Regions from separate parts of the Mus musculus genome. Here all the other regions are linked to region 1. A link is a loop called in an ENCODE intact Hi-C map of the cell type or tissue named here. Cell type or tissue: heart. All regions are shown on one strand. Region 1 has its middle 5.1 kb from the start of Crb2. Region 2 overlaps Strbp (spermatid perinuclear RNA binding protein). Region 3 holds the start of Snord90 (small nucleolar RNA, C/D box 90).

Evidence for each region. A loop is a pair of places that touch in the nucleus more often than their neighbours do. Peaks named below come from ENCODE experiments on the same cell type or tissue, not always from the same donor. Only the 100,000 strongest peaks of a DNase experiment are listed, where the experiment ranks them.
Region 2: a loop joins it to region 1, with 2.6 times the contacts of the local background. A loop is called at or near these places in 4 of 42 quality-filtered maps.
Region 3: a loop joins it to region 1, with 2.9 times the contacts of the local background. A loop is called at or near these places in 15 of 42 quality-filtered maps.

What each region holds. Positions count from the first base shown.
Region 1 is chr2:37,767,190-37,775,189 of GRCm38, reverse strand. No RefSeq gene overlaps it. Among named protein-coding and RNA genes, the nearest start is that of Crb2, 5.1 kb to the left of the region's middle. In heart, CTCF peaks have their summits at 423 (motif pointing left), 2,977 (motif pointing right) and 3,246 (motif pointing right); DNase peaks (open chromatin) are centred at 3,169, 6,079 and 7,869; H3K4me3 peaks cover 1,350 bases; H3K27ac peaks cover 3,021 bases.
Region 2 is chr2:37,592,946-37,600,945 of GRCm38, reverse strand. Strbp (spermatid perinuclear RNA binding protein) reads left to right here. Exons shown (of 18, transcript NM_001379315.1): 13 at 43-201; 14 at 1,691-1,825; 15 at 4,102-4,242. Among named protein-coding and RNA genes, the nearest start is that of Gpr21, 80 kb to the right of the region's middle. In heart, no CTCF peak of the experiment used is centred here; no DNase peak of the experiment used is centred here.
Region 3 is chr2:37,392,643-37,400,642 of GRCm38, reverse strand. Rc3h2 (ring finger and CCCH-type zinc finger domains 2) reads left to right here. Exons shown (of 22, transcript NM_001100591.1): 7 at 1-114; 8 at 690-822; 9 at 938-1,056; 10 at 2,287-2,399. It overlaps Snord90 (small nucleolar RNA, C/D box 90), which reads left to right and starts at 515; the gene lies at 515-582. In heart, a CTCF peak has its summit at 4,929 (motif pointing left); no DNase peak of the experiment used is centred here.

The sequences.
Region 1 (8,000 bases):
CCTGTAGCCTCTCCAGAATTAGAGGCCTGCCCTGTTTTCTGGGACACCCACTCCAGTTGTCTCTTGACCTGGAACTCCCATCGCTAATCTTGAGGAAGTCATGCTCCACTCTTGGGGGAGCACAGCTAAACATATAGGCACCTAACATGCCTGAATGACACGGAGTTTACTCGCTCTCAGTCTATTGTGTCTGTCATCTGTAAAATAGGAGTAACAGCTCCAGCCTCGTGAGACTTTACAGGGCAGTTGTGCTTTGCTCCAGGAATATGAATGGCGCCAAGAATATTAAATAGCAGGACCCTGGGGGGTAGCTACAGGGATGGGAGACAGGGGAGTGGGCTGTGAAGAGGAGCCAGGCAACAGACAGGGACTGGTTCACCCAGGAGCCCACCCCCAAGCACTAATCCCGAAGCTGCCACCTGGTGGTCCTTTGAAGAATGCAGTGGACAGAGCGCGCCTGGAGCTTGGATTGTCATAGGAGGTCAAGGAATTCAGGGATACATCTGAGAGCATGGAACTGACTGCTAGTGGTTGACTTGGTAGAACTAACACATCAGAGAGGAATACAGTGGTGAGGGCATAGATACCAATTCAAATCCCCAGCATCCACTTTCCAGCTCTGTAAGTCACTAAGTCTCTTAATGTCTCTGAGCCTCATTAACTTCCAAGTTAAAAAAAGGTGGAGGAGGAGGAGAAGGAGGAGGAGGAGGAGGAGGAGGAGGAGGAGGAGGAGGAGGAGGAGGAGGAGGAAAGAAAGAAAGAAAGAAAGAAAGAAAGAAAGAAAGAAAGAAAGAAAGAAAGAAAGAAAGAAAAAATAATAGCCCTCACTAGGTGGAACTGTCTTTTTTTTTTTTCATTTGTTTATTTATTTATTTATTTATTTAGGGCTTTTTGAGACAGGGTTTCTCCAGCTAGGTGGAACTGTCTTATGGATAAACTGTGTTTAAGGATTAAAGTGTTTGAAACAGCCAAGCAAGTGCTAGTTAAATTAAAAATGAGAAAGTAATTTTAAGCTATATGGATTTCAAATTGGAAATAAATTTATTGGCTACACTGGGGAACATAATGAAATAAGAAATTTGCTTCTACCCATAGAATCCTGGAATGTGGCAGACAGCTTTCAAGGCCACAAGATAAGGAGTGTGTCCTGTCACAATTCAAATGCCTGAGTACTTCTGTGGTAGGTATATATAATTTCCCCAAAGAACGATAGGGACAAGAAGCCATCTTTCTGCATTTTGTGTGGTGGTTGTATTTCTAGCACTTTCTATGTGTAATAACAACTATGGGAAATACTCCTTATTCTTTTGTTTGGTTTTGTTTTATTTGGTTTCGAGACAGGGTTTCTCTGTGTAGCTGTAATGGAACTTACTCTATAGACCAGGCTGGCCTTGAACTCACAGAGCTATGCCTACCCCTGCCTCCCAAATGTTGGTATTACAGGTGTGTGCCACCACTGTCCAGCTAATACTCCCTATCCCTAGGCAAGCCACTTGATGCTCTGAGCACTGCCCATCAAAAATATCACTCCAGGGGCAGAAGAGATGGCTCAGTGGTTAAGAGCACTGGCTGCTCTCCCAAATGATTTGGGATCAATTCCCAGCGTGCAAATGGCAGCTCACAATTAATGGGTTAAAAAGCCAGTTCTAGAGGATCCAGCACTCTGGCCTCCACATGACGCAAGAAAAATACTAAAAAACATAAAATATTTTTCATTTATCATTTGAAATAGCACTTCATATGAAAGGTCCATGGGCAATTACTAAGTTGGGTGGTCTGTGGGCTGTCCTACAAACAATTCACCCTGAGTCTAAACCCCACTCACAGCCAGAGGCACCCATGTCTCATGATCAACAAAAGACCCAGCAAAGGGCTACATTCAGAAGAGGGCTTACCTAGCATGGCTGAAGCCCTGGCTTCTACTCCTGACACATAAGCAGGGTGTGGTGGTGCACATCTGTGACCGAAGCGCTTCGGAGGCGGAGGCAGGAGGATTAGAAATTCAAGATTGGGTTCTGTGCCAGCTGCTGGAGGGGTTTTTCCAACTGGAAATGTTGTCTATTTTGTCTGTTAACCCTAAGCCCATGGTTAGCCAAAGCCAAGCTGTGCCAGTGGTCTCCTTCCCTACCTCGCAGCTCTCCTTCCTCCTCCAGTGAAGGTGACAAAGATGAGGGTAGGGGTTGCTTCCAGAAGCACCCACCCCAGCTCAAATGACAGGTCACCATGATGAACTGCTGACACCCTGCTGATGTTTTGCTGCTGGGTTCTAGAGTCACCACCCCAGGGAAGAGTTCAGATCCACATCCAGACTCGGTCAGAGCCTCCACAGGCCTTGCATGGACTGCAGTCACCAGTGTAGACACACCTGTCAAGGCTCCAGTGAGAATCACTCAGTTAGTCACTCTTGCAGAGAACTCTCTCATCTGGTGAAGAAGACAGACATACCGACAGAGCAGGAAGGTACTGACTGAGAGCCCATGGAGCCTCAAGGACAGAGACAAACTCTCTGGGGACAATTTTCCATGGGACTTGGAACCATGAAGTATGAATAGGAGTTTTTCAAGTGAAGAAGCAGAAGCTACAGCTGGATAAAATTTAGGCTGGGCGAATGTCAGTAATGACAGAGTCTGAGGACACCAGCATTGCCCAAAAGCAGAGTAAGATAAGAATGGGGTTAAAAGAGTGGGACTGGGGCTGGTGAGATGGCTCAGTGGGTAAGAGCACCCGACTGCTCTTCTGAAGGTCCAGAGTTCAAATACCAGCAACCACATGGTGGCTTACAACCATCTGTAATGAGATCAGACTCCCTCTTCTGGTGTGTCTGAAGACAGCTACAGTGTACTTACATATAATAAATAAATAAATCTTAAATAAATAAATAAATCTTAAAAAAAAAAAAGAGTGAGACTGTTGGTGCAGAGCCTGAAGGTACCAAAGAAATTAAATTTGGTCCTAGGGCCACTAGGGGGAGCCGAGGTAAAGGATAAAGCTGGAAATGGCGTGGTCAATTAGAATGGAAAGATTGTGGAAGATGTGTTGTACGGTAGGACCAAGAGAAACTGGGAGACGTCTGGGTTGAGACATTGGATGCCTTCGAGGGCTGGGGAGATGGAGACGGAAGGAGCAGAACCAAGAGTTCTGCTAGGTAAATCATGATGAAGGGGGTAGGGGCAGGCGGGACAAGGGTTGACTAGAGGAAGATGACAAAGATAAAGGACAAACTGCAGGTCCCTATTTAGCCACCAGAGGGCGCTTCAAGACAGCACAGGCTACACTTTTCCCCGAGGTACCTTCAATAGACTCTTTATTCTTCAGTGGGATTTGCATGTGGGGATTGGCCTTCCTGGAGTAAGGTGGAGGTAAGCAGAGGTCGAGCGTTGCAGGCAAATTTACAGCTTCCCTTTCTATCCTTCTCGCTGTGGACTGACTCACCAAGGTCGCCTCAGGGTCAGATCCAAGTAGTCCTGCTGCCCCTGTCGGGAGAGAAAGAGACTGCAGCGCCCCACATCGGATAGACTAGAGGAATGGGCTCTCCCTGCGAGTTCCAGAAAAAGCATAGTTGGGCGTTTCCCACGAGCTGCTGTATATACCCTGCCCCCACCTCTCAGTATTTCGGGTCTAGGAATGGTGACTGTTTGGGGCTGGGTAAAGTGAAAATACAGACTCTCCTAGCCCAGTCTGGTGAGAGAACCTCGAGTTGGTGAAGCTCAGGCTGTTTTTGGAGTCATGGCTAAGTGTCTCAGATCCAGGCTCAGTACAGGATTCAGTAATCCAGTAACTCAGCTGTTTAAGCTAGAAGTTATATGCCATTTGGGATTCTGAACCCTGCGCTTGCAGCTTAACATCCTGTGTGCCGGCCACCCGCAGGAGAACCAGCTTTCCCCAGCCTCCCCTCTCAGGCCTGCAGGGGCTGATGATGGCCAGAGAAGTGCTAGAATGCAGTGTGTCCTGTCGGACAGGTGGACAAGAAGCAGTTAACCTGAGGGATAGACATGAGGCATGAGAACGGATTGCCAGGGCCGAGGTGGCCTCAAGCAAAGGAGGCCACAGAGGTCCAGGGAAAGGACCTAAGGTAGTGGAGCTAGGACAAGACACACATGGCAGCCCACGGGCAGTTAGGAGGGAGGGAGGGTGCAGACAGCCCCTGTGAGAAGGTCTGAAAGGATGGGGGAGCTGAGGGAGGGGAGAGAGTGGCAGGGGAAACTTTTGGGAGAGTGACTGACATCTCTACTTGCATCTAAACGGAGCAATCTTTTCAATTTTTTATGGAAAAAAAAAGTAACAAATGGAGTCGCTGAAATCGGAAACTCTTTCCTATTCGATCTGACTGAAGCAACAATGTAAGCCGAAAATAATTCCAGCCGGTTTTTTCACTAACCTGGAAAGAACCGGCCCTTGGGCCTGCAGGCCTATCTCCTCAGCTGAACTGAAGGAATGTATCATGTTGGCGCTACCTAGGCAGCACAGCTCCTGTTTCTCAGGAAGGCTGCAGCTTAGAGGGAGGGGACCCACACGCTACTGTGTAGCAGCCTGAAATGGAAGACTCTTGGCTGTCAAGTTTGCTAGGGTCTCTCTACACAATTTATGGCTGCCTACGTGCCTTCACGTGCACACATGACACACCACGCCATTCACATCTCTGCTCCCATGTCACACCACACACACAGAGACACATAGAGAAAATACTCTCCAAACACCTGCACACATGTAATTCAAGATCCCAGAAGCCACACACATTCCTCACACAGACGCGGGCTCAGTGCTATTCATTCACACGCTGACCTCTGAGTGCCCAAACATATGAACCTAATCATATTCGCATACATATGTGCAAAAACATGTATGTATATCTTATCTCACCCCACACTTAAATGCTCATAGACATGTAGTGACTCTAACAGAGTATCCCCAGTACTTGTATAGACAGGGCACATATGATATGGGACACTCATGAATTCCAGAAACATCTGCAGGACACATCTAAAGACTCAATCTTGATATACCCGTAGGCATATCCTCCCCCTCACCACGCATTCAGAAACACTCACATGCACGCATGCAACCTCACACAAGCAAGCGCATGTGTGCATGTACATAGCAGACCACAGAGCCGTGTGCAATAGCATCAGAATACAGCTGTACCACCTGGGTCACCCCAAGCTCTTTTGGCTGAGTCAGAGTGATAAGTTTGGCCCTGTCTCACCCCTCCAAGAGCCTGGGAGTTCCCAACAGTGAACAGTAGCCTCCTGTACAAAGGCCAAGGCCACAAGCCCTCTGGAAAGCCCCAGGGCTAGTTATTAGCAAGTGCCTAGCAGCTCGGAGGTGCAAGAGGCTCCGTTTCTCTCTCTCTCAGCTCAATGCCAGCTATCGCTGCCTGCCCATTGTATGTGATTTTGGAGAGTGGGAGAGTTGGGCAAAATGAAAACTTTGTCATCTGTTTGGGCTGAGGACTCCTCCCAGTTAGTTTGCCTTTATCTGCCTCGGATGGTCCTAATGTCCATCAGCGGCCATTAGGATCCTTGCCTGAGCCTCAGTTTCCTAATTTGGAACACTGTATGTAATCTCTTAGCATGGGGCAGGCCACAAAGTACATGGTTGGTTAAATCAAGTCACATTATTATATATAAGTGTTCCTTTGTGCACGGGACAAACTTACAACCCAGCTACAGTTGCAGGGGTCCTCCATTTCACAGCCACAGAAACTGAGGCACAGAGTCCAGGCTCGTGTTCAAGGTCACACAGATGGAGGGAGTCAGAGCTGGGGTTGGAAAGCCAGGCCTGTCTGTCTCTTTAAATCCAGCTAGGAGACTTATGCTTCCCTTTTATAGTTCAAAGCCCTCCTCCCCTCTCCCTAGAAGCGGGCCCCCTGCTAAATAAATCATCTAGGATGGGTTTCTAATTCCCAGACTTGGTTGCAAATGAATTATTCACATTGTAAGGCCTGCAAACCACAGGCTGGGCCTCATTACCCAAGAAGGGTTGCCTGCCCACAACATACCACTCCCTCTCCTGGGCAGCATGCCTGGTGGGCTGGCCAGAGAGGCTGGAGTTGGTGGGTGCCAGGGCCCTGTGCCTGTACCCTGTTCCTGCTCTGGGAACTAGGGGGTGGGGGTTGTTCCTCCCCTCAGGCCTGTGCTTTCTAATAAGCTCACTGCCCGCAGTTAAGAGTGCACAGGACTCGGGACTCAGCCAGTTGGGCTTCCATCTGGGTCAGCCTGCAGCTGTGTGAAGCCAGGCATGTAGCCTGCCCTCTTGGGGCTTCTTAGGAAGGTTGAATGGCCAGCCTACTCTGGGCTTTTCTTTTTGGGCTTATGATGTCTGGCCAAAACCCTTGTTAGACACTAGGGACTGGAGTTCTGTCCTATCAGGATGCCCAGTGTCCCAGGTGTGAGGCAGAACCCTAAGAGGGATGGAACGAACACAGTGGCACAGAACCCATGTCTAGGAAAGAGCTGCTGGAAATGCTGACCAGCAAGGCCCAGTGAGGTTGGGACTTTGCTAGGGACAGCTGGTGGCCAGTGCATAACCAATACTGAGCAAGAACGGCCAGCCTCCCTCACTTGCAAGGCACAGCTCCCAGGACCCTTGTAAGGTAGACCAATATTTTCTGCCTTCTTTGCCCCTTCCTTTCAGGCCCTCTTCTGAGGGCACAGGCCACAAGACCTACATTGAAAACATGCCTCCTCTTGACTCAAAATAGACCCTAATCCTGATCACTAATCCTGGTTCAAAGTGGAGCCCAATTCTCCTCCCAGGTGGACTGAGCCTCGATCCTGTTCAGATAGAGCCCAGACCTCCCGTGGGATGCTGAGGCCACTGGTGCCAGGGGATGCAGAGGTGGTAACCTGGGGAAAGAGGATGCAGAGTCTGGCTGAGTCAGAGCTGCAGCAGACAAACCAACAGCCAGTCAGGAAGTTAGTCTCAGGACCTCAAGGCACTCAGATGACTTTTCCAGAAATACCTCAGTGGGTTGCTTAGCTGGGAGAACCACGCAAATCAGAGCGGAGGAGGGTTAGGAGAAGCTTCATAGCTGCCACATTGTGTGCTAAGTACTGGTGTGAGACCCTGCAGTCCCTCAGGAGAGCCCCTGGGGCTCTGTCCCAACATCCTCAGGTGAGGAAATGACCAGGGACAGATAATTCACCTTTCTGCTTCAGCACTAGCCAATCAGCTCTCTTCCTGGGCTCCACCCACCCACCCATGGCCCTAAGGCCCAGGCTGTGGTGGGTCTCCACAGGCCATGCTCCGGAGCAGGTCCTGGGCAACAGGGGAGGTAAAGAGGAAGAGTGGCAGGTCATGGTAACCAAACCATCTAGTCTGTAGAAGTGGCCAGCCTCAGCCTCAGGCAAGTCACCATTTCTCCCAGGAATGCCTGGGCAAGATCACTTGGCTGTCGCCAAGCATGGCTACTTACTGTAAGCACTGAAACCGAGGCCTAGAAAGAGGATCCTACTTTTTTCCAGAACTCTAGCTATTTGCCTCCAACATCTGTCCATATCAGTGGAAGAACGAAGACCATCTCCCCCCTGATACTCCATCCATCCACCCATTAATCTGCATGACCACTTTTCCACCCAACTACCTGCCCACCATGGGCTTGCGATTGCAGAGGCAGAGTTGTGTTGGGACAACCAAGGGAGCCAATCGTTAAACAAACATGCCCACAAAACTGAATGCAGTGTATGCTAAGTGCCTGGAGAGGCTGCCGGATGTCTTCAGCATAACAAAGACTGTCTCCCCTGGGGGTGCTCTCCGGGCCCCAAGGCACTGTGAGCAGAAACACAGCAGAGACAGCCCATGGGCTTGGCCTCCAGATACAGCGGCTTCTTAAAAAAAAAAATTGGTAAGAGTCATCTAGGGAGCCAGCTGGCTTGCTGCAGCTGCATGCAGCTCATGTGACCTTTGCAAGGAGTTGGGGTCCACGGGTGTGTGGCTGGAGCAGGGGTTAAGTAGGAGGGGATCTTTGAAAGTCTGCCCCTGGAGAGTCCTCTTTGGGAGCC
Region 2 (8,000 bases), 170 kb after region 1:
ATTTGGTAACCCAATAAAAATGTTTTAATGGAATTTGTACAGGTTTTACAGGCAATGGGATACCCAACAGGTTTTGATGCAGATATTGAATGTATCAGTTCCGATGAAAAATCAGATAATGAAAGCAAAAATGATACAGTATCTTCAAACTCAAGCAATAATACTGGAAATTCTACAACTGAGACCTCCAGTACCTTAGAGGTATACTTGTAAATTTTTCTTCTTGAGAATAAAGTAGTGTGAGTGCTATGGAAAACCTTAGAGATGTGGAAAAAATAAGCTCTTTCACATAGAGGCATATATTACTAATTTTCTGCCTTATTTCTTTGGATGGTGCTTGGTATCAAACCCTAGATCTTGTGCACATTAGGCAAACACTACACCACTGAGTCACAGTTGGAACTCTCTGATTACTTTTTTGTTTTGTTTTGTTTTGTTTTGTTTTTGAGATTGAGCTTCTAGTTTTTCAGGCTGGCCTCCTCCAATTCCCTGTGTGGTGGAGGTTGACATTGAACTAGTAACCCTCCTGCTTCCACCTTCCAAATGCTGGGATTATAGGAGCATTGCCACATTTGGATGTTCGACCTTAATTGTGTTAGATTTATTTCTGAATATATTTATAAAGACAATCATTTTCATGTAGCTTTTCATCTTGATCTTCTTTTACTGAATTCCTGAAAAGAATCTGTCAACATACCTATGCAGAAATACATACACTTTAATTTAGAGCACATACTGGCCATGGGAATACTTCTAAAATGTCATAATGATATGTATCAAGACTAACACTATTAACCTTAGGATAAAAACTTAAAAAACATCTCGTAGAGGAAACAGATTTTTTTGAGGTGTCTGCCAAGCTGTGGTACATGAGGTGCACAAGTTCACCATTTAATGTGTGAATAGACTGCCCACTGTGTATTTCAGAATAAGAGTTAGTCCTGGATTGTGTGGACTAGTGATTCCAGATAATAGAATGGAATAAACCTAAGTTTTGGGAGGAGCCTGTGTTGACTGCATCCTCTCTAAAGAATTGGCTTTGGAATAATAGCAAGAAGTCACATATTTTTGAAGAAATGATCTTTTGTGGGGTAAGGAAACACATACACATAGCAGACATTCAAAGGTTTCACCTCAGCAGTCTAAAACAGAAATCGATCTCTTGCATTTCTACAGCAGGCACCTACCTCCTCTGTAACACATATACCAGGGAATGTATGCCTTTATTTTTATTTCTTCAGAATCTGTAGTTTATATCCTGTATTTTTACATTAGGTGTCTTCAGATTGTTTAGGGGGACCAAAAGGCTTATAGAGACATTGCTTCCCACATGCAAAATGGAGAGTTATTTCTTGCATACCTAAAAATAAACAATAATAAACCTTCAAGGCATCAAGCAAATTGCTGTTATTGTCTCTGCTTTGTTAGTTCCCTGCCGTGTCAGGACATGAACAATTATAGCTCAAACCTTAGAGGTTGAATGGGACAGTTCTCCTTCAAAGGCAGACTGTTCAGGTTACTACAATATTTACACCTTACAGAGTTTTCCTCACCTATGATTAATGTCTTGCTATCAGGTGATTCATTTTTGTTCTTAAATGTTTTAAAGTAGAATTAATGAGTTTACTTTTTAACATAATTATGTTGAAAAGAAATTCAGTGTTCAACCTCTCTTCCCTGTCCCTTTTAGGTAAGAACTCAGGGTCCTATCCTCACAGCAAGTGGCAAAAATCCTGTGATGGAGCTCAATGAAAAAAGAAGAGGTCTCAAATATGAACTCATCTCAGAAACTGGTGGAAGCCATGACAAGCGCTTTGTAATGGAGGTATGTACCTAGATATATGCCCACTTTACTTTTTATTTTCTTGAAGTTTATTTTTAATTATTTATTTTATTTTACTTTTAGTAAACTAATAAAATCTATTTTAACATATATAGCTCAGTATTGACATTTTTTAAGTCATCAAAATAGTTTATAATAGTTAAGGCCTCTTAAATATACATGATATTTTCTGAAGCTAAAAGTAATATTGACTCAACCAGTTTTTAAAATCTATTGGGAACATAAAACATGATAGAAGTAGAAAAAAAATCTCTTTTGAAGTCCTCAATGAAAGGAAATTTTGACAAGTTCCTGATTAGGCAGAAACTGTTCTATCTTCAAGGGAGAATACTCAGTCTAGCTGAGTATTCTTAGAATGAATTGGGTATTGTTCCTTCTGTTTCTATTTTGTGAAATAGTTTGAAGGGTATTGATATTGGTCTTTTTTTTGAAGATCTGAGAGACTTCTGCACTAAACCCATCTGTTCCTGGGCTTTTTTTGGTTGGGAGACTTGTAATACTGCTTCTCTTTCTTTAGGGGTTATGGGACTGTTTAGGTGGTTTATCTGATCCTGATTAAACTTTGGGACCTCGTATCTATATAGAAAATTGTCCATTTCATCCAGAATTTCCAGTTTTGTTGTGTATAGGCTTTTGTGGTAGGATCTGATGACTTTTTGAATTTCCCCAGTTTCTGTTGTTATATCTCCCTTTTAATTTATGATTTTGTTAATTTGGATATTGTCTCTGTGCCTTCTGGTTAATCTGGCTAAGGGTTTATCTATCTTGTTGAATTTCTCAAAAAACCAGCTCCTGGTTTTGATTCTTTGTATAGTTCTTTTTGTTTCTATTTGCTTGGTTTCAGCCCTGAGTTTGATTATTTTCTGTTTTCTACTCCTCTAGATGTGTATTTGCCTCTTTTTGTTCTAGAGCTTTCAGGTGTGCTGTTAAGCTGCTATGCTCTCTCCAGTTTCTTTTTGGAGGCACTTGGAGCTGATTTTTCCTCTTAGCACTGCTTTCATTGTGTCCCATAAATTTGGGTATGTTGTACCTTAATTTTCACTAAATTCTAGAAAGTCTTTAATTTCTTTATTTCTTCTTTTACCAAGTTATCATTGAGTAGAGCGTTGCTCAGCTTCCATGTGTATGTGGGATTTCTGTTGTTTTTGTTGCTATAATTGCAATTTTCTTATATCTGTTGAGGTCTGTTTTGTGATTGATATGGTCAGTTTTGGAGAAGGCACCATGACGTGCTGAGAAGAAGGTATATTCTTTTGTTTTAGGATAAAGTGTTCTGCAGATATCTGTTAAATCCATTTGTTTCATAACTTCTGTTAGTTTCCATGTGTCTCTGTTGAGTTTCTGTTTCCATGACCCGCCCATTAATGAGAATGTGGTGTTGAAGTCTTCCACTATTATTGTGTGAGGTGCAGTGTGTGCTTTGAGCTTTAGTAAAGTTTCCTTTATGAATGTGGGTGCCCTTGCCTTTGAAACATAGATGTTCAGAATTGAGAGTTCTTCTTGATAGATTTTTTTTTTCCTTTGATGAGTATGAAGTGTCCTTCCTTTCCTTTTTGATAACTTTTGGTTGGAAGTTGCTTTTATTCGATATAGAATGGCTGCTCCAGCTTGTTTCTTGAGACCATTTGCTTGGAAAATTGTTTTCCAGCTTTTACTCTGAGGTAGTGTCTGTCTTTGTCACTGAGGTGCATTTCCTGTATGCAGTAAAATGCTGGGTCCTGTTTACGAATTCAGTCTGTTAGCCTATGTCTTTTTATTGGGGGAATTGAGTCCATGGATATTAAGAAATACTAAGGAATAGTAATTATTGCTTCTTGTTATCTTTGATGTTATTTTTGTCTGTGTGGCTATCTCTTTTGGATTTGTTGAAAGGTTACTTTCTTGCTTTTTCTAGGGTTTAGTAAAATGCATTTTAGACTTCCATTAGCTTTCATTATTTTAAGAACACTATTTTTCTTAACTTATTTTCTTCCTTATGATTTTTAAGCTTTTCATTGTTCAGATTTGTTTATTTTACTTTATGTTTTGCCTGCATGCATATATGTGTATCATTGGTCTGTCTTTTGGATCCCCTTCCATTGGAGTTACAGATGGTTGTAAACCCCAATGTGAGTGCTGAGAACTGAGCCTGGGTCCTCTGCAAGAGCATCAAGTACTCTTAACGGCTGAACTATCTCTCTAGCCCTAGGATGGTTTTAATTAAAACTACACAGAGGGGGTTGTTAGATATAACTCTAAAGTGCTGTTTTTAATTTCAGGTAGAAGTAGATGGACAGAAATTCAGAGGTGCAGGTCCAAACAAGAAAGTGGCCAAGGCAAGTGCAGCACTAGCTGCCCTGGAGAAGCTGTTTTCTGGACCCAATGCGGCAAATAATAAGAAAAAGAAGATCATTCCTCAGGTTTGAATTAAGCAACCTTTGTAATAATCTCAAATTTTCCATTTATTTCCTCTTTTATTGTCTTCTTAAATTTTATTTTTTTTAAACCCAGCAGTTGGGATGTTAGGTAGATAGATTCCTGTGAGTTCTAGGCTAGCCTAGTCTACATATCAAGTTCCAACCAACCAATATTTATTTTTGTCTTTCTGAATGTATGTCATAGTGTGTGGGTGCCTATAGATCCCAGAATACGGTGTGGGATCTCTTGAAGCTGGAGGTGCAGATGTTAGACGCAGCTGTGAGCAACCGGAAGTAGATAGTGAGAACAAAAGTCAGCAGTAAGCTGAGCCATTTCCATACCCCCATCATGTTTTTAGTTGATATATATGGTAATGGGTTTCATTATGACATTTCTATACATATTTTTCATTGTACTTTGTTTTTTTCCCAACCCATTGCCATCACTCTGTTTCAATCCTCTTCCCCACTGCTGGTACATTTCCTTCTTCCAAATTGTCCTATTTTGGGTAACATAATGATCTCCATTTTTCTGGAAATAACATAATGTCGTTTTCTTTACAGCTAAATATAATACCCCTGTGTATGTATGTATATGTGTGTATTTGTATACACATACCCATACACCCATCATATTTTCTTTATCCATTAGTCTGTTGATGGACTTCTATGCTGATTCTGTATCCTGACTATTGTAGATACTACAGCAATAGATAGAGATGTACAAGTATCTTTTTAGTATCCATACTTAGAATTTAGAATCCTTTGGGTATATACTTATATGTATGGTATAGCTGTGCTACATATTGTAGTTTTATTTTTAGTATCTTGTAGAACCTCTATATGATTTCCATAGTAGCTACCAAACTTATGTTACTACTAGCAGTGAATAAATATTCTTTTAAAAATATTTATTTTATGTGTATGGGTATTTTACCTACATGCGTATATATGTGCACAATGTATATACCTGGTACTGTCGATCCCCTGGAATTTAGTTAAAGGCAATTGTGAATCGCCATGAAGATCCTAGAAATGACTCTGGATCCTCTAGGGGACTAGCCAGTGCTCCCAACTGCTGAGCTGTTTCTTCAGGCCCTATGAATAATGATTCTTAGTCTATATTGTTGCTAGAATTTGTTGTTTCTGTGTATGTTATTAGGGTGGTAGAGTAGTACTGATGGGATAAATCTGAAGACGTTGGGCATGCTCGGAAGATGCTCTAGTACTTACCCACATTTCTAGCCCTGCTTTCTTGACAGTAGTTTTTCTGATTTGGGTGAGATGACACCTCAGTGTAGTTATTGTTATTTTCTGATGGTTAAGAATGTGTTGAACACCCAGCACTCGGGAGGCAGAGGCAAGTGGAATACTGAGTTCAAGGCCAGCCTGGTCTACTGAGGGAGTTCCAGGACAGCCAGGAATACACAGAGAAACCCTGTCTCGAAGAAAAAAAAAAAAAAAAAGAAGAAAAAAAAGAAAAAAGAATGTGTTGAACATTTATTTAAAACATTTATGACCATTCATAATTTCCCTTTATAACTGTCTATTCAGATCATTAGCCTATGTTTTTAAGTACTTTTTTTTGCATTTAATTTTTAGAGTTTTTTTACAAATTGTTGATAATTCCCTATCTTATATATATTTGGCCTAGACTTTTTTCATTCTACACACTGTCTAAGCACCATTTTTATGACAGTTTCTTTGCTGTGTAGTGGATGGTTTTTAATCTCACGCAGCCCTATTTGCTTATTCTTTAGTTTATTTCCTATGCCAGTGGAGTTTGACGTCATATATCCCAGTCCCACTCATCTCCCTGTCCCCTCATGTCTGCCTCCTGCCTTGCAACTTCCTCCAAATACAACACAAACAAAATAAATGAAAGTATAGAAAACTCATCATGGGGGCTGGAGAGATGGCTCAGTGGTTAAGAGCACTGACTGAATTTAAATTCCAGCAACCACATGGTGGCTCACAACCATCTTTAATGAGATCTGACGCCCTCTTCTGGGTTATCCGAAGACAGCTACAGTGTACTTACATACAATCAATCAATCAATCAATCAATCTTAAAAAAAATGACTCATCATGGAAGCTGTAGTGTGTCACAGTTTGTCCTATGATATATACCTGTGTCCATGTATCTTTACTTTTGAAATGTTCATTGCAATGAGTCATTGGTCTGGTTTGAGGTTTCTGGCTCCTGTCACACTATCAATATTAGATCCTCACCAGGCCTCCTACTGTTTATTCTGTTGTTGCCCTGTGTTATGGAGAACCTTCAGCTTTGGAACAGCAGGGCTGGCCCTTTCACAAGCCTCAACAGTTCATCGACGATGTAGATATTGGGTTGGGTCAACTCCTTGGATCTGGGCCTGGGTGATAGCTGAGCTGGTAAACTTCCTAGCTCTCCCTCATCTGCACTACCAGGGCAAGCTTTCCAGCACTGCCCTGGCTAGGCTATCCATTGCCACCATAGGCAGAAGGCAGGCTTACCTGTTCCCCCTCTACCCAGGCCAGCTCTACTGTGCTGCCCAGGTGAGGTATAGGGCCTCTTGCTTTTATGACCCAATGACCAACTCTCCTGATTGCTGCAGGTGGCAAGGGGGGTGGGTGTCACCTTCATACCTGTGTCACTTCATAGGCCACCTCAGCAGGCAGATGGGACCAGGGCCAGCTTGGTAAGGCCAGCACTGTCCAAGTGCTGCCCCTGTTGAGGAGAGACCTCATCACTGACCTCAGCACAGCAGCCGGAGGTCCCAGTCCATGGCAAGTAAGATTGAAATTTTTAAAAAATTTTTAAATCATGAAGAGATATTTAACGTTTTGAAAAGCATTTTCTGTATCTATTGAGATGATCTTGCGATTTCTGTCTTCACATTTGTTTTTGTGCCACTTTGGTCTTTTGTGAAATTGTTTACTGGCTTTTTTTGAGGTAAGATTTTTCTGTGTAGCCCTGGCTATCTTGGAAGTACCTCTTTGTAGACCTAGGTGGCCTTGAACTCTACCTCCCTAGTAATGGTATAAAAAACAGGTGCCATTACCACTTGGCTAAAATTACTTACTCTTAGTGACTTGACACTTTTTTCTCTGGGATATGTTGTGAATAATACATATTAAGACAATACTTATCTTTTCAGTGGACTTTTGATTTATGCCCATAATTTTATGGGGAGTGAAGTTATTGTTGGTATAGTGAATAATGGAGGTGATTTGGGAATTGTAGTGCCATGCTCTTCTACAGGGGTAGGGTGGGAGGGTAAAGAAAGGACAGAGAGAGTGTGTGTAGCTAATTATATACATTAGCACAAGATTTTTCCACCCTCTCGTTTTTATATCACAAAGACATTTTTAGACACGAGGGGAAAAGATAATCAGAGTAAAATATAAGACAAATTGTCTTCCTCATATTGAATGTTGGGGGTGATACTAATGTCTGAATACATTTGTATGATAGAAATAAATACGTTAGGTATTTAAACCAAAAAAAAAAAGGCACCTAGGATGTTTCTCAGAGTGTTTATAGTACTGTGATCTGAAATGTAAGATAAACAGAGATAGAGAACAATTGAGAAAATCATGGAATCAATTACACATTCCTTTAGTTTCCCATTGTTAAATCTTTCTTGTCCTTCCTCCTCCTCTTCCTCCTCCTGCTGCTGCTGCTGCTTATTATTAATTTTTTTCCATTTAGCTTTGCTTTAGGTGGCTGGGTTGGTTAGTTAGCTGGTAGATTGGAATTTTTGAGACAAGTTCTCACT
Region 3 (8,000 bases), 370 kb after region 1:
CAGATTGTTCATATTGCCATGGAAGCAGGACTCCGTATTTCACCTGAGCAGTGGTCTTCACTGCTGTATGGGGACTTGGCTCATAAATCACACATGCAGTCTATCATTGATAAGGTTTGTAAGGTTAGATTTTGTACCCTTCCTGTCTCAGAAAATACTGTAGCATAGATCCTTCCTTCTCTGTTAATAACCTAATATGCCTGCCTGAGTAGAAAATACACGTATCTAACCTAGTGAACTTGATGACTTAGAACATTGTCCACGCTGGTCTTTGTGGAGTATTAGCTACTTATGTGCTCACTGAGAGCTGTAGGTCAGTGCCATTGTCTCATGACAGTGTGACTACTGTACTTCACATCACTCCCCTTGATGAAATTAAATGTAAAATGTGGAACACTCTCTACTGAATATATTTTGCCTTTGTAGCATTGTAAAGTTGAAAACTTTTATCAACATTCTCACCCCAGAGAGCTAATATAGCTGATAAATAATGTTTTTAAGTGTCTAGTGATGAATTTCATAGGGCAGATTCTGAGGTGAAAATTTAGTTCATCATTGATTGTCCTATTATGAAATCTGAAGACACTTGAAAACTATTAAGTAAGGTGATTCATTGGAAAACATTTTGAATATAGGTATGTTCAAAAATCCAGAGTAAAAAATCCCTTTTTTTCTTTTTCCCCTGTTAGCTACAGTCTCCAGAATCATTTGCAAAGAGTGTCCAGGAATTGACAATTGTTTTGCAGCGAACTGGTGACCCTGCTAATTTAAATAGGCTGAGACCTCATTTAGAGCTTCTTGCAAACATAGACCCTAATCCAGGTATGTGGGAAAAGTGCTTATACTTTATGGAACTTTGAGGTAAATAGCACCAGGAATGACTGTTGATATGTTGTCTCTTCCAACCCCAACCCCATCCCTTTGACTCTTAATTTAGATGCTGTTTCACCAACTTGGGAGCAACTGGAAAATGCAATGGTAGCTGTTAAAACAGTTGTTCATGGTCTTGTGGACTTCATACAAAATTATAGTAGAAAAGGCCATGAGACACCTCAGGTAAATTGACTACATTTCTAACTACTGCTGTGTCCAAGACAGCTTCATCCTGAACGTACTAACAATCTTATTGGCAAATGGACTATGTATATAACCCTTCCCTATTAGAAGTTATGTGTGTGAAAGGAGGGTGTTCATGTGTATGTGCATGTGTAGCTGCACAGGCTTTGAGCCCAGGGCTTCCTGTCTGACACTGAGTGACATGCATAGCATTCTTGCAAATTTTTATTTTGTACTTTTGAGAGAAACTCCCTTTTTATTGTACTTGGTTGGCATTTCTTTTTATAAGGAATTTAGAGGGTATTTTTATAGCTGAAAGTTTTTTTTTCTTTGCTGTCTCTCAAATGAATTTGTTTTATAATATATTTGGAATTTGAAATTCCTAAATATTTGTAGTGTACTTTAGAAGAGGAAGTTCAAATATAATCCCTTATCCAAATGTCTTTTCAGTTGAGTTAAATATCATATTAAAAGTTATGCTATCAATATCTAACAAGGTAGGGCTAAAAGTACTCCAAAATCTGTTAACTTTTTATTCTATTCATATTTTATTTAGAAACTACTATATTATTTAGTGTCAACTGAATGATAATTTTTTTATTTTTTAAGGTCACAATAGTAAGAGCAATTTCTTAAGAATTTGATGCATATTATGGTTTTTTTTTTTAGTTTCTTTTTTTTTAGTTTTTTGAGACAGGGTTTCTCTGTGTAGCCCTGTCTGTCCTGAAACTCTCACAGAGATTTGTCTGCCTTGCTTCCTGAGTGCTGGGATTATAAGTATGCACCACTACCACAGGGTCTGTCTGATGGTGCATTTTATTGTTTTCCCTCATTGTTTGCCTATGAATAGAGTTGTGCCTGTAAATCAACTAATAATGTAATAATTTTTTACTTCAACTTTTTGGGGGAAGCTTTTAAATGGGTAAAGATCATAGCTTCCCATTTTCTTAAGTTCCTTTAAAAATTATTTTGTTACTACAATTTGAAGATTGAGAAATAGGTAGGTATAAATTTGAATCAATTTCAGATAACCTTCAGAAAGAAGGCCTGAAGGCTTCCTTAAGGATCTCTATTACTCTTCCAGTAGGAAATGGTGAATGGAACTTGTTTCTGCATGCATGAGAATTATGTGTCTGATGTGAAAAAGACTTAAGTCTTTTAAGTTCTGAAGTCTAATGAGTGAATAATAATTGATAGCTTTTCCATTTGCTAAATATTTTGTTTGTGTAGCCACAGCCAAACAGCAAGTATAAAACTAGTATGTGCCGAGATTTACGACAACAAGGGGGTTGTCCACGAGGAACAAATTGTACATTTGCCCATTCTCAGGAAGAGCTTGAAAAGTAAGTCTGGAAAAATGTTGTTGTTTTTTTTATGTAGGGTCATTGAGGGAGTGCTATATACAGTATTAACTTTTGTGATGTTTCAAAGATACAGGTAATGTGAATTGCAAAATAACCATTTTTATGAATCCATCAGATTAAACTAGGTATAAGATTAGTGTTAACAAGTCATATTTGAAAAAGTCATATTTAGAAACTGGAATCCGTGTTTCCATTACCAATGTAGAATGAAAGTACTGTTATTTGTCTTATTTGCTCAGGTTCAGTTGAACATACCAGCAAAATCTCAGGCAAAATGTTAAATATAGATAATTTTTCTTATTCTGGAGATTGCTCTTTTTAACATTTTCCTATAAGTTACTGAATAAAAACAAAGTAAAAAGGAGGACATGACTGCTCCTAGGTAGGGTGGAGGAGAAGGCTTATTTTAGATAAAAGAGAGCATAGCCAGAAGCAGAGACATTTGGGAGAGTCCAAAGTGAACAAGACCCTGAGCCAGGCCTTATGAGGTGATGGGGGAGGGGTGGGAGGCCAAGAAACGCAGAGGCCAGGAGAGTAAATGGTAGTCAAAAGGGCCAGGTAAACCAAAATGGCTGGATTATTTAGGCAAAGGCAGCTCTGGGTATAGAATTTATATCAACAAAAATTTTAAATATTTATTTTTACTTATACATGTGTATGTATCTCTGTATGAATGCCAATGGAAGCCAGAAGAGTACATATGCCCCTTGGAGCTAGAGTTCTAGGCAATTGTGAGTCTTTCCCAGTGGGTATTCAGATCTGAACTTTGGAAGAGCAGTAGATGCTCTCTTAACCACTGTGCCATTTTTTTAGGTTCTAGGACAGTGGTTCTCCACCTCCCTAGTGCTGCGACCCTTTAATACAGTTCCTCATGTTGTAACGACCTCCAACCGTAAACTTGTTTTCACTGCTACTGTAATTTTGCTACTGTTAAGAATCGTAAATATCAGCTGGGTGTGGTGGCACACGCCTTTAATCCCAGCACTAGGGGGCAGAGGCAGGCGGATTTCTGAGTTTGAGGCCAGCCTGGTCTACAAAGTGAGTTCCAGGACAGCCAGGGCTACACAGAGAAACCCTGTCTCGAAAAACCAAAAAAAAAAAAAAAAAAAAGAATCGTAAATATCTGTATTTTGCAATGGTCTTCTTAGGTGATTCCTGTGAAAGAGTTATTCAACGACCCCAAAGGGGTTAAGACCCACAGGTTAAGAATTGCTGCTCTAGGAAATATGTTCAGCTTATTCATACCTGAAATAGAGTATTTTAGCTTTTAAACACTAATTTTAAAACACTCATTGTTAAAAATAACTAAAGATTTTGTGGTTTTAAGAACTTTAAAAAAAAAATGAAATAATGTATTTACATGTGGCATATGCTAGCATGTCCATGCACATTCTCTGACAGTTATGTGGAAGTCATAAGTCAGCTTCTTGGAAGTCAGTTCCTTCCTTTTGTTTTCCTTCCTTCCTTCCTTCCTTCCTTCCTTCCTTCCTTCCTTCCTCCCTTCCTCCCTTCCTCTCCTTCCTCTCCTTCCTCTCCCTTCTCTCCTTCCTCTCCCTTCTCTCCCTTCCTTTCCTTCCTTTCCTTCTTTTCCTTCCTTCCACTTTGTACTCTGGGTTACCTGGCCAGTTCTCAGGTGCTTCCCATCTTGGTCATGAGAATGCCAGGGTTACAGATATCCACAATCACATTTTTCTTTTTTTTTATGGATTTTTGGTTTTAAAGTCAGATTGTTATAGGTGTGTGTGGCCAGCATGTTTACCCAGAGTCATCTTGCCAGCTCTATGATACAGTTCTTTTGAAAGAACTTGGCTTGAGTTTAATTAGAACAAAACAAGCCAGAAAGGAATCTGTAGGTTCAGTGTCGTTTCACACTCACCTAGAACCCGTGTGTGTGTGTGTTTGTGTGTGTGTGTGTGTGTGTATGTATATATACCTATAAATCAGCTATACCTTTCTTTTATCCTCTCTGATCTTTATCCTTTTTGGTCGTACAAAAACAGTAATTAAGAGAACAGTAATTATAATACCCAGTTTATTGGTTATATTCTGTACTAGGTACCATTTTTACTTATCAGTTAATATATCAACTCATCCATTTTACTACTTCTTCATCTATTTACCCTTCTCATTTTTATTGAAAATGCCTTGTAAGGTACCTGTCTAGTCATTTCTAGCCTTTGTTTTAAATTGTTAATTGATGCTTTACTATACTACATGATTGGTTCAATCCTTCCTTTCAAGCCATGATTCATCTTTTAGATAATATACCAATAAAGCACTAAGTACTACTTGTCTTACTTTCCTTGGTGATGTAATACATTATGTGACAAATGCAGTTGGAGGATGGAAGCCTTACAATATAGAGGTACAGTTCACCATCATGGGGTGAAATCATGAGGGACATTACATTCACAGTCAGGAAGTAGGGATATGTAAATGCTGAGTCGACTTGCATTCTTCTTTTTATTCAGTCTGGGACTCTACTCCATGTTATGGTGCCACCTGCTGTTATGGTGAGTCTTTCCACCCAATTAATCAACAAAATCCCTCATAGACTCTCTGAAATGTTTCTAGATTTTGTAAAGCTTTCAGTCAATATTAACTATCAGGAGTCCACCCTTCAGTTTGATGCTGAAACATCATTTTTAAACTTACCCTTTGTTTTTTAGAGGCTTGTGACTATTTCATAATGTAAAGTGCATTCAGTTCAACTTCAAAGGGCCCTCTGGTTTTTGACAGCTCCAACAACTCTTTAAATTTTCAAAGTTTCACCCCACTCGGGGATCCATCCCATAATCAGCCACCAAACCCAGACACTATTGCATATGCCAGCAAGATTTTGCTGAAAGGACCCTGATATAGCTGTCTTGTGTGAGGCTTTGCCAGTGCCTGGCAAATACAGAAGTGGATGCTCACAGTCAGCTATTAGATGGATCACAGGGCCCCCAATGGAGGAGCTAGAGAAAGTACCCAAGGAGCTAAAGGGATCTGCAGCCCTATAGGTGGAACAACATTATAAACTAACCAGTACCCCGGAGCTCTTGACTCTAGCTGCATATGAATCAGAAGATGGCCTAGTCGGCCATCACTGGAAAGAGAGGCCCATTGGTCTTGCAAACTTTATATGCCCCAGTACAGGGGAACACCAGGGCCAAGAAGTGGGAGTGGGTGGGTAGGGGAGCAGGGCTGGGGAGGAAATAGGGAAACTTTCAGGATAGCATTTGAAATGTAAATAAAGAAAACATCTAATAAAAAATACAATAAAAACTTTGTTTTCAAAGTCTCATCTGAGTTTTAGGCAATTAAAAATTTTAAATTTACCTTTTATATATGAATGTTTCATTTGCATGTTTGTGTATGTACATGTGTGCAGTTTCCATAGAGGAGCTGGATCCCCAGGTACTGGAGTTATAACTGAACACCTTGTGGGTACTGGGAACTGAACTCAGATCCTTTGCAAGAGCAGCAAGTGTTCTTTGTTGCAGAGCCACCTCTTTAGCCTTTTAGGCAACCTCTTAAATTTTGAACCCTATACAATTAAAAATAAAAAAAATGTGTCAAGTAGTTTCAACCTAAAATCACACAGAGCAAACATTTTCACTCCAAAAAAGAGGAACTAGGTCACTACAAGGAAAAGTAAAACCAAACTGAAACTCAGCAGGTAAACTTCAAACCTATAACTGTATGTGTGCATCTGGGGTTTTAATGAGTCCCATGAACTCCAAGCATTTGAGTAGTCTCATCTGTCTAGCTCAAGCATATAGCCTCTGTCTTGGGCCAGCTCCATACTTATTATAGCTAAATACCAATTTGGCTAATCAATCAGATTTAGATTCCTGGCAACTCCAAAATCTTGGGAGTCGCCATCTTAGCTTTGTTTACATTTTCACTGCTTCATGTAATGGCCCTTTGAAGTTCATCTTTGAATTTCATGAAAGAAATTCATATTTGGGAAGCAGTATCAATTGCATCTTTGTGAACTGGAGGCCAGCCTGGTCTACATAGCAAATTTTAAGCCATTAAAGGCTACAAGGAAACCCTGTCTCAAAGGGAAAAAAACAACATTCCTAAAAATACATTGCCTGGCCTTAATGGCTAACTCTGAACTCCGTGACACTGAAAGGCTACAGCCTGGCCCCTTGGACCATGGTAGCAGTAGTTTCTGTGTGTGTTGCCCTAGGGAAATACTTCCGTGAGTAGTGGCTATGAAGGAGCAGAAGATCCTTTCCGCCAGCCTTCTCTGTTTAGTCTGTTTCTTCCAACTGAGTTGTTCTTTGAGAAGGTGAACCTGTACCATACTGGTTTTCCTAACCAAGTATTTAGGGTGTCTCACCACTTAAAACTTTGAGGATTAAGATTCCAACCTTGAGTCCAGGGTGGTGAGACGAACCTTTAATCCTATCACTCTGGAGGCAAAGACAGGCAGATCTCTCAGTTCAAGGCCAGCCTGGTCTACAGAGTGAGTAGTCCACAGGATAGTCAGGATTTTCATACAGAGAAATCCTATCTTGGAAAAAAAAATTCTAACCTTGAACTTTGAAGAACACATTGAAATAGCAATGTTCTTTACACAGTTACTAATATTGTAAACTTGTTTTTTTCTTTTTCTTTTCTTCTGGTTCTTCCAGACAGGGTTTCTCTGTATAGCTTTGGCCATCCTAGAACTCAGTCTGTAGACCAGGCTGGCCTCGAATTCCTAAATCCGCCTGCCTCTGCCTCCCAAGTGTTGGAATTTGCCACCACCACCCTGCTGACTTGCTTTTTCTTAATTATTCATTTACCTGTATATTTCCATTGGACATCATTTATCTCTTGGGTTATTCATTTTTATCTTCCTTGTACCTAGACAGTATTTCACATATAAACTCAGTGTTTCCAATGAAGAACCAGATAATTTCCGGTTTGTTCATATTTCCAGTTAGCCTTATTCTTTGTATTGTGCTGCAAACAAACAGAGGTTGTACAAAGGGTTAAAAAAGAAACAATGTATATGTAGCATGTTGGCTTTTAAAAATTATATATTACTGCCTCACTGAGATTTATATGCATATAATTATTATGTTCCTGTGTATATACATGTTTGTGGAGGTGCATTCCATGTGTGCGCATGTGTGTGTGATTGTGCACCTCTCCACTTCAATTTTTTAAGTCAGGGTCTCTCACTGAACCCAGTCTCACCAGTTTGGTTCAGCCAAATAAAATGTAGACACTCAAGAGTCTGTCCGTGTTTTAGGTCCTTGTAAATTGTTGTGATAGCATTTACCTTTAATCCTAACACCCAGGAGGCGGTGGCCGTTGCATCTCTATCTCTGAGCTGCAGGCCAGCTTAGTTTACTTAGCAAATTTTCACCCAGCAAAGGCTATATAGAGATCCTGTCTCAAGGGGGAAAAAAATCTCTAAAAACTGCCTTCTGAGAAATAGAAAAACCCAAGATAGTTAATTCAAGAAATATTTATAATAATAGGTTGCTTCACGCTCAATATCATGAGAGGTGCTTTTAATAATTTAAGAGGAACAGTAAATGAATTCAAATAGATGATTTTAAACATTTAGTGGCCACAGTGTATTGTATTCTGGTC